3 separate regions of the Homo sapiens genome follow, and all the other regions are linked to region 1. Evidence: chromatin loops called from intact Hi-C (ENCODE). Cell type or tissue: heart left ventricle. All regions are shown on one strand.

Evidence for each region. Hi-C counts contacts between places; a loop is a spot of excess contacts. Peaks named below come from ENCODE experiments on the same cell type or tissue, not always from the same donor. Only the 100,000 strongest peaks of a DNase experiment are listed, where the experiment ranks them.
Region 2: a loop joins it to region 1, with 4 times the contacts of the local background. A loop is called at or near these places in 6 of 110 quality-filtered maps.
Region 3: a loop joins it to region 1, with 10 times the contacts of the local background. A loop is called at or near these places in 5 of 110 quality-filtered maps.

Annotation. Positions count from the first base shown.
Region 1 is chr1:30,521,278-30,523,777 of GRCh38, reverse strand. No RefSeq gene overlaps it. Among named protein-coding and RNA genes, the nearest start is that of MATN1-AS1, 200 kb to the left of the region's middle. In heart left ventricle, a CTCF peak has its summit at 1,508; a DNase peak (open chromatin) is centred at 957; H3K27ac peaks cover 1,968 bases.
Region 2 is chr1:30,683,868-30,686,367 of GRCh38, reverse strand. No RefSeq gene overlaps it. Among named protein-coding and RNA genes, the nearest start is that of MATN1-AS1, 34 kb to the left of the region's middle. In heart left ventricle, a CTCF peak has its summit at 1,087; a DNase peak (open chromatin) is centred at 817; H3K27me3 peaks cover 2,500 bases.
Region 3 is chr1:30,637,878-30,640,377 of GRCh38, reverse strand. No RefSeq gene overlaps it. Among named protein-coding and RNA genes, the nearest start is that of MATN1-AS1, 80 kb to the left of the region's middle. In heart left ventricle, no CTCF peak of the experiment used is centred here; no DNase peak of the experiment used is centred here.

The sequences.
Region 1 (2,500 bases):
ACAAGCTCTTGGCTGGGGCTTGGTGCTGTCATGGTCTTTTTATAGCCACTTACAAGCTTGTGGCTTTGGGCAAGAGATATAGCCCTGAAACCTTGTTCTCACCTGGAAATGGTGATGGTGTTGACCCTGAGTTCCTCATGGTGCTGTTGTGAGAGTCAGGTGAGTTGCTCCACAGAGAGCTCTCAGGACAGCAGAGGCTACGCCATGATGACAGTGGCAACATGAGGCTGATGCTGGCTCTCCCATTCCCACAGCTCCCCATCATCAGGTTCAGCACCTTCTTGTTGGTCCATCTCCCAAAAGGCTATGTCATCAAGAAGGGGCCTCATCCCTCCTCTCTGGCTTAGCTGGTACTATCACCTACATATTGGAGGAGGGGCACATTTTTATTGTCTCAAGGCTTCATCTCATCCAGAAAGGAGGAGTTTACTTACCCTGGGAACTAAATCATGCTGGCAGTCAGGCCAGCAGAGACCAGCACGAGCTTGGGTCTTTTGCTGTCTGATCATAGTGGTTATGTGTCATAGCCAAGCTGACATTTTTTTCTCCTTTCTCACCTTCTAAAGAAAGATGACCATCAACAGGAACTATGCCAGTTTAATCTCTCTGAGCAATGTCTCACCACCAGTGCAGGGACGTGCTAGGAGAATGTATGATCCAACCTGCTCACTGGGAAGGTAATTCCAGGCAGCAGGAACAGCAGGAGAATTTGGGGAAACCGAGGTACAGGGTGGGAATTCAACCTGCTCAAAGTCACATAGTAAGTTGGTGACAGAACAGAGACCAGGATTTGATCTCCTGACCCATGGCTGATGTAGTCTTGGCTCTGCCTTGGCCCACGTGGTTTTGAGGGGTGTGGAGACAGCAGTGAAATGAAGCCCATGGAGCAAAGGCCTCATGCTGGAACTCCCTGGGCTTCAGAGGGGCTGGCGCATGAGGGCTTTCCCAGTCTGGACTGGGGCCAGTGGACAGACTTGAGGTCATGATAGCGGGAGATGAAATTGTCAGAGGCGCTCGGTGAAATGAGGACAACCTGGCAGATATGGTCTGTCGGTATCAGGTTGCCAACTGCTTGCCAACACCTCCTAAATGAGTGTTGCCTGATCCCAGTTTGGGAAATGCCGTGTGCAGGCATTTAAAAGTCAATGTGATTTCACCATGAACTTTCACAGAATTGGCTGGGCTTCCCTGCGAGTTTGAGCAGAGTTAGGAGGTGTGAGCATGTGTTTTCTCTATTCCGCTGACATATGATGCAATGAATCCCCGTCTCAGATGGAGCTTGTGTTCTGGTGGGGGATGCAGATAGTACACAAGCAATCATGCTGGGAAGTGAGAAGTTCCGTGGGGGAATTGGACAGGGTGAGGAGACGGAAGTGAGGAGGGTGGGCAGTGTGTCAGTGGGGATGTGGCAAGGGACAGATGAGATGGCACAGTCAAGTCAGGCAATTTTTGGAGAGTGTAAAAAAGAGACCAAGAAGGCGAAGGCATGGGCAGGGCATAAGGAAATCCTGGAGATGGTGCTGTTTCCTGGCATCCGGCAACAGAGGGCTCCATTACCACCCTTGGGTTTGCGAGGGTGCGGGGAGGAGCAATGAGTGGAACCCGGAGATGGAGAAAGCTGGGTGGAGGAGCCCTGCCAGGGGGCTGGGTGGGGAGGGACCACATGATAACAGGAGCTGAAAGCTGCAGTCTGAGGAAAGCTAGCCTTAGCTCTTCCCAGGGCAGGACCTTGTCAGGGGATAAACACCCCAACCTTCCTCTCCTCCTCCTTCCTTGATCTCCTGCTGGGGCTCCCTGTTAACCAAACTCACCTTGAAGCCAGAGGATGAGGAGCCCCTTGATGTAGCCGATAAGGGCTGCCACCCAGAAGCACAGAGTAGAGGGGACAAGGGTGAAGCGAGGGTGGGAAGGGACACCCCTGTGCAGGGGGAAGGGTGACCTTAGCACAGTGCTCAGGGAAGATGATTTGGAGGAGACAATGTTGAAATTGACAGCTGAGGCTGAGAAGGAACCAGCATGAGAAAAGCCAGGGGAGGGAGCTCCTGGGAGAGGGAACTGTAGGGCCAAATGATTGAGAGGCAGGTGAGGCCAGATCCCATGGCCGTGAGGGCTGGGTGAGAAGCTTGGGTTTTATTCCAAGTTTAGCCGGAGGCAATGGCTGACTTTTAAGCAGAGGAGCAACATGATTCCACCTGTGAACCAGGCAGGGATGGGGGCAGGGGATGTCAGGGAGGCTGTAGCTGTGGGCAGGCCAGATGAGAGGCCTGGACTGGGCAGTGGGCAGAGATGAAGGGACATGACCGGAGTGGGATGCATTTTGGAAGGAGTATCTCAAAGAGCTGCAGGATGGATCAGATGCAGAGGGCAGAGGGCAGAGGACAGGAGTGATCAAGGGGACTCCAGGGCTTGTGGTCAGTGTGGGGTGGGGTGAAGCTGTGCCCTGGGCTGGGTAAGGTGGGAGAAGAGTCAGTTCAAGGGAGGAAATAGCCCTGTTTTAAAC
Region 2 (2,500 bases), 160 kb before region 1:
GGCTAACCAAGACTGGCCTTAGTGGCTTCGCACCTGCTGGGCCTCCACTCCCTCCGCAGCCTGAGCTGGGAAGGACCCTGTCTCCTGGCTGCCCCCACCACCTATAGCTCCTGGCGGGGGTGCATTTCAAGATATTCAGGGAGGAGGAAGCTGAGCCTAGGTCTGCAATCTCTTACCGAAAAGAAATTTATAAAATGCGTAAGGCATAGCACTCACGCAGCTGGCACTAACTGGGTGGCCACCCCGCTCGGCTGCAGGTGAGGAGGTGGGGGCTCAGGGAGGTCGAGAGGAGCAGAGGAGGACCTAAGTCCAGCTCTGCCTGCCACTCGGCCCTGGGTCTTTCCATTGTTGGGGGCGGCTCCGAGGCTTTGTTATTCATTCACTCATTCCTCCAGAACACCAGAAGCCCGGCCCCTGGGAAGCTTGGGTCCAGTAGTGGCCCCAGAGAAGACAGGGCAGGGGCCCAGAGGGGTGCAGAGGAGCTGGGGAGGGGAGGACACTGGTTTGCTTGCGAGGAGCAGGGGAAGCGAATGGGGCGCTCTGCTGGGAGGCACTGAAACCCACTGGTACTGGCTTAAGTCACAGCTGGGACCTGACTCCCAGGAGAGGTGAGGTGGGGAGGGCAGCAGGACCTGAGGGAGGGGACTGCCCTTTCTCCCTCTCGGGTCCCAGCTCAGGGCCAGCCTTCCGCCTCCCGCCCTCCGCCTCCAGCCCTCCGTCTCCCGCCTTCCCTCGCTCAGGTCCAGCCTGTGGACAGGGCCCGGTCCGGGTCTCGGGGCAACCCAGGAGTTGATTGGTCCGACTGGGTTCAGGTGTCCACCCCGGTCCAATTAGCTGTGGCGGGGGCGTGGCCACACATCATATGCAGGTGCCCGGGGCCGTCCTAGGGTCCAGAGAGGGCGGGCGTTGTGGGGCGGCGTCCCAGGGACTGTCAGGGACTGGAAGCCCAGGGCCGGGGGAGGGGGCGGTGTCGGGGGCTGTGGGTGACGTAGGGCGGGTGGCGGGCGGGGCGTCGCTGTGCTAGGACGCAGAGGGGACGCGGCCCTGCCGGTCGCCGCGCGGTGGCATCTCTCTCCGCTGTCACCTGGAGCAGAAGGAGCTTTCCCGGAGGAGCCTCGCTCTCCTCACAGCGCCCTCTTTCCTTCTCCGCTTTGCTCATCACGCTGGTGCTGGTTTAATTCATTTGTCGGGTTCCTCGACGGTCGTCCTTGTTCCCACTGGAAAGTCAGTTCCCGGGGAAGGGGGCCCCCGTCTGTCTCTTTCCCAGCCAAGAGGCTGCTGGGCCCGGGAGGCGCCCACCGTGGGGGAAGTCGGAAGTTATTTAATATTATTAACAGCTGTTAACATTAATTGAGCACCCAGTGTGTGTGGGCCCCGTGCTGAGAGCCTCTCACCCGCTGTCGCATTTGATCCCCACAACAGCCCCTGGCAGAGGTGACAGTGCTGTCACCTTGTTACAGATGAGGGATCTGAGACCCTTAGAAGCAAAGCGCCAGACCACATGGGTAGCAAAGCCAGGACTTGAGCCCAGCCTGTCTGACTCCAGGTTCATCCTCAGAACCATGCACCATGCTGCCCTGCTGTGTGCCAGGCCTTGTGCTGGGAACACAGATGGAGGATGCACTGTCCAAGTGGGGCCCATGGTGAGTCAAGGAGTTGAGCTCTTCACAGTGGGTAATGAAAGGTGTTGGTGTTTGGCTGACTCCCCTGTCTGGACCTCACTCAACGGATGGGAAAACTGAGGCCCAGATTGAGGCAGGGGCTTGCCTGATGTGACAGAGCCCAAGTCCTCCAGGTGGGACGTGAGAGATGAAGGGGGGTGGTCAGAAGCTGTAGGTCCCTCTGGTGGTGTTTGTTCTCCAAGGATGCAGAGCTGAGGGGCTCAGACCCTTGGCCGTCCAGGGCCCAGCACAGTCTTGGGTGGGGTGCGAGGCTTACTGTGTGGGCTCCAGGGGAATTAAGTGAGCAGCCAGCCATGTGTGGGTGGATGGAGCAGAGATGGGAGGGAAAGGGCTACTCCCTTGAATTCAGGTCATGTGGACATGATGTCAGGGCAGGTGGTTGGAAAAAACAAAACAAAAAACAAAACAAAACAAGACCAAACAAACAAACAAACAAACAAACAAACAAACTAACTATAGGAAACTACAGAAACAACAACCCAACCTTACAGAGTATTATTCAACATATTTGGTGGGTACTGAAGACCGAGAACTTTCTAAAGTTGAAATGTTGTGAAGTTGTCACTTTGTAAAGAAAGAAAGAGTCAGTAGGGCCTGTACCAGTAGGGATGGAGGTGGCCTTTGTCCCTGATCCCCCCTGGGAATCCTCCTGCACTCCCAGGAAGGGTGGTGACGAAGGTCTCTGTGACTGGCCACTGTAGTGGAGCTGGGGGCTGCACGATAGCATTGACCCCCTTGGATTTGTCTTGGCTGCCTGGAGATAATGGTTTTTCCCCCAAAGCCCTTGCATTCTCCAGAAGGGACCTTGTCTAGTTGTC
Region 3 (2,500 bases), 120 kb before region 1:
ATGCAAAAGACAGCAAAACAGACATGGCTTCCTAAGGAAGGGGATAGATTTGGTCGGTAAAGAAACAACAAACAAAAACTGAGCTCTCTTTAGATTCAGGCAGCTTATGACTTGAATAGCCAGTAAAAGCAAGGTCAGCAAAGTGACAGCCCCCCATGTCCCATGGCCCACGGGATGACCTGAACACAGAGGGGGCCCGATGACACCGCGACGTGGGCAGTGGGGTGATCTGTTGCTGAGAAGCTGATCCGTGCTGTGGCTAAGCAGTCAACAGCCTGCATCTGCACCCTAAGGCAGCCACTCTCATGTTCCCAGGGTTCACGGGCATTCTGCCAAGACTTGGATCAGTGGCAGTTCAGTCTTGCCTACAGGGTCAATATGGAGAGAATAAGGGAGCTGGGGCCCCATGGCAGGGCCGCTCCTGTACACAGCCTTGTCTCAGGGGCCCTTTTGAATCCATGATTTAAAACTCCCAGGTAATTCCAACGGGAAGCATGCAGTGAGTGCCCTAGTCTACAGTTTGTGTGATTTCCGAGGATTACTTCCAGCCCTGCCACCCTGACCCCCAACACACCCCAATCGTATACTCTTTGTAAAATACAACAGAACATCTATGCCTATTTCATACCCAGTGCTTAGCTGCTAAGCACCACCCACCCATCTTGCCATTTCAGGTTCACCTACTCCATGAGGGGGGCTTAATTTCCCCAGTTTTTAGATGGAGCAAGGCAGTGGTCCCAGAGCTAATCATTGGCAGAACCAAGACTTAGATCCAGGCCTCTCTGGAAGCCTCTCCTATTGGCTCCTCACACCACTCTGGCCTCCTAAGCCCAAGATGCTGACAAGCTGTGTCCAAGGTTCTGCCATGTTCTAAGCATCTCAATAGTGTACCATGCTCACACCTGGCATTCTGCTGTTTTGTGACCCTTACTTTGTGATCTTGACAATTCTACTCTCTTAGTGTCATGCATCTCTCTGTCCGACAACCAAAACTTCTTCTTTCACTGTGTTCAATAGTCTCTAACTCCCACCTTTGGTGAGTGTAATCTCTGTGACTCTGTGACTGCCCCCAGCCTGAGTCTGCCCAGGGCTTCAAGTTACTGCACTGCTCCCCTTTTAAGCTCCCTCCAAACCATTCAAGGCCTCTCCCTTCTCCGGGGCCCACTTCAGACTTTCTGAGTTTATGGCTGTGGCTGTCACCTAATGTTATCAGCCATGACAATGGCAATTAGAACAATTAGGTTGGGTGATAAACTCCTGCTGGATTTGGGACTCATGGTGAGTCAGGGCCTTGCCCGCTGAAGAGCTGCCAGTCACCCCAGCTATGCCTGATAGGCCCTGGTCAGCCCAGATAATGGCATTGGCCTCAATGACAAGGTGACACAGTGACTTCCTCCAGGCTTACGTGGGCAGACAGTGCTATCCCTCTCTGCCCATGGCAGGCCTGGCTTCCAGGCCCCCGGCATGGTGGCCGTTTGTGGTCCAGGCTCCCTCCTCCCTTTTCCAAACCTGGAGCCCTTGCGCTCACCTCTGTGGGGCTTCTGCATTCTCATTCCAGATCCTGACCAGATAAGGGAAAGCTTGATCCCATCAGTGGTCTCCAAGCCCAGGCACAGGTGGAGGGAGGCAGTGTGGCTGCTGGTTAGACCATAGGCCTCGGGTTCCAGCCTGGGTTCTGCCACTATTTTGCTATAAGACCTTGGGTAAGTTAACCTCACTCTCTGAGCTCGGTTCCCTCACGTGTGAGTTGGTAATCACAGCATCTGCCTTATGGGGTGGGGCCAGAATCAGAGAGATCATGCATGTCACGGGCTTAGCAACCACCAGCACATGCTGCAGGGACAAGGGCTGTTCTCCTTCTTATTGCTATTGTGTTGGGGCTGGTGATTTCTCCAGCCCCAAGTGCACCTGGGTGGTCAACTCCTGCACCTTGAGGGTGCTGGCCACACCTGGACCGCTCACCATTTGAGCAGTGAGAACAGAACAGACCCTGGACCCCACATACAGATTCAGCCTCCAGCACTCACTCAATGTGTGACTTAGGCAAGTGGCTGAACCTCTGTGAGCCTCATCAGTTTTTCCACCTGTAAAATGGGCACATAATACTGACCACATAAGGATATTGTGAGGATATGATGAGGGTACCTCGGCTGAAGCCAGATTCCAGAGCTCAAATTGCACTTTCAGGACTCACTTGGGGGTGAAACTTTGGGCAAATTTCCCCACTTCTCCGCCTTGGATTCTCATCTGTAAAGCAGCATAGCTTGCTAGGGCGCTTTCATCCCTCCCAGCCCTGAAGGAGCAGCGGCACTCAGGAGCATCTCAGGATCTCCCTTTCTGCCACCACTGCACTTAGAGATGAAGAAACTGAGGCCAAGGGACACGAAATTAGATATCTGAGAACAAGACGGAATATGATTATGCTACATTATGCAGGGCAGACAATTAGAGAACAAAATGGTCTATAATAAAGGGATAATTGCAGGGGACAAAAGCTAAG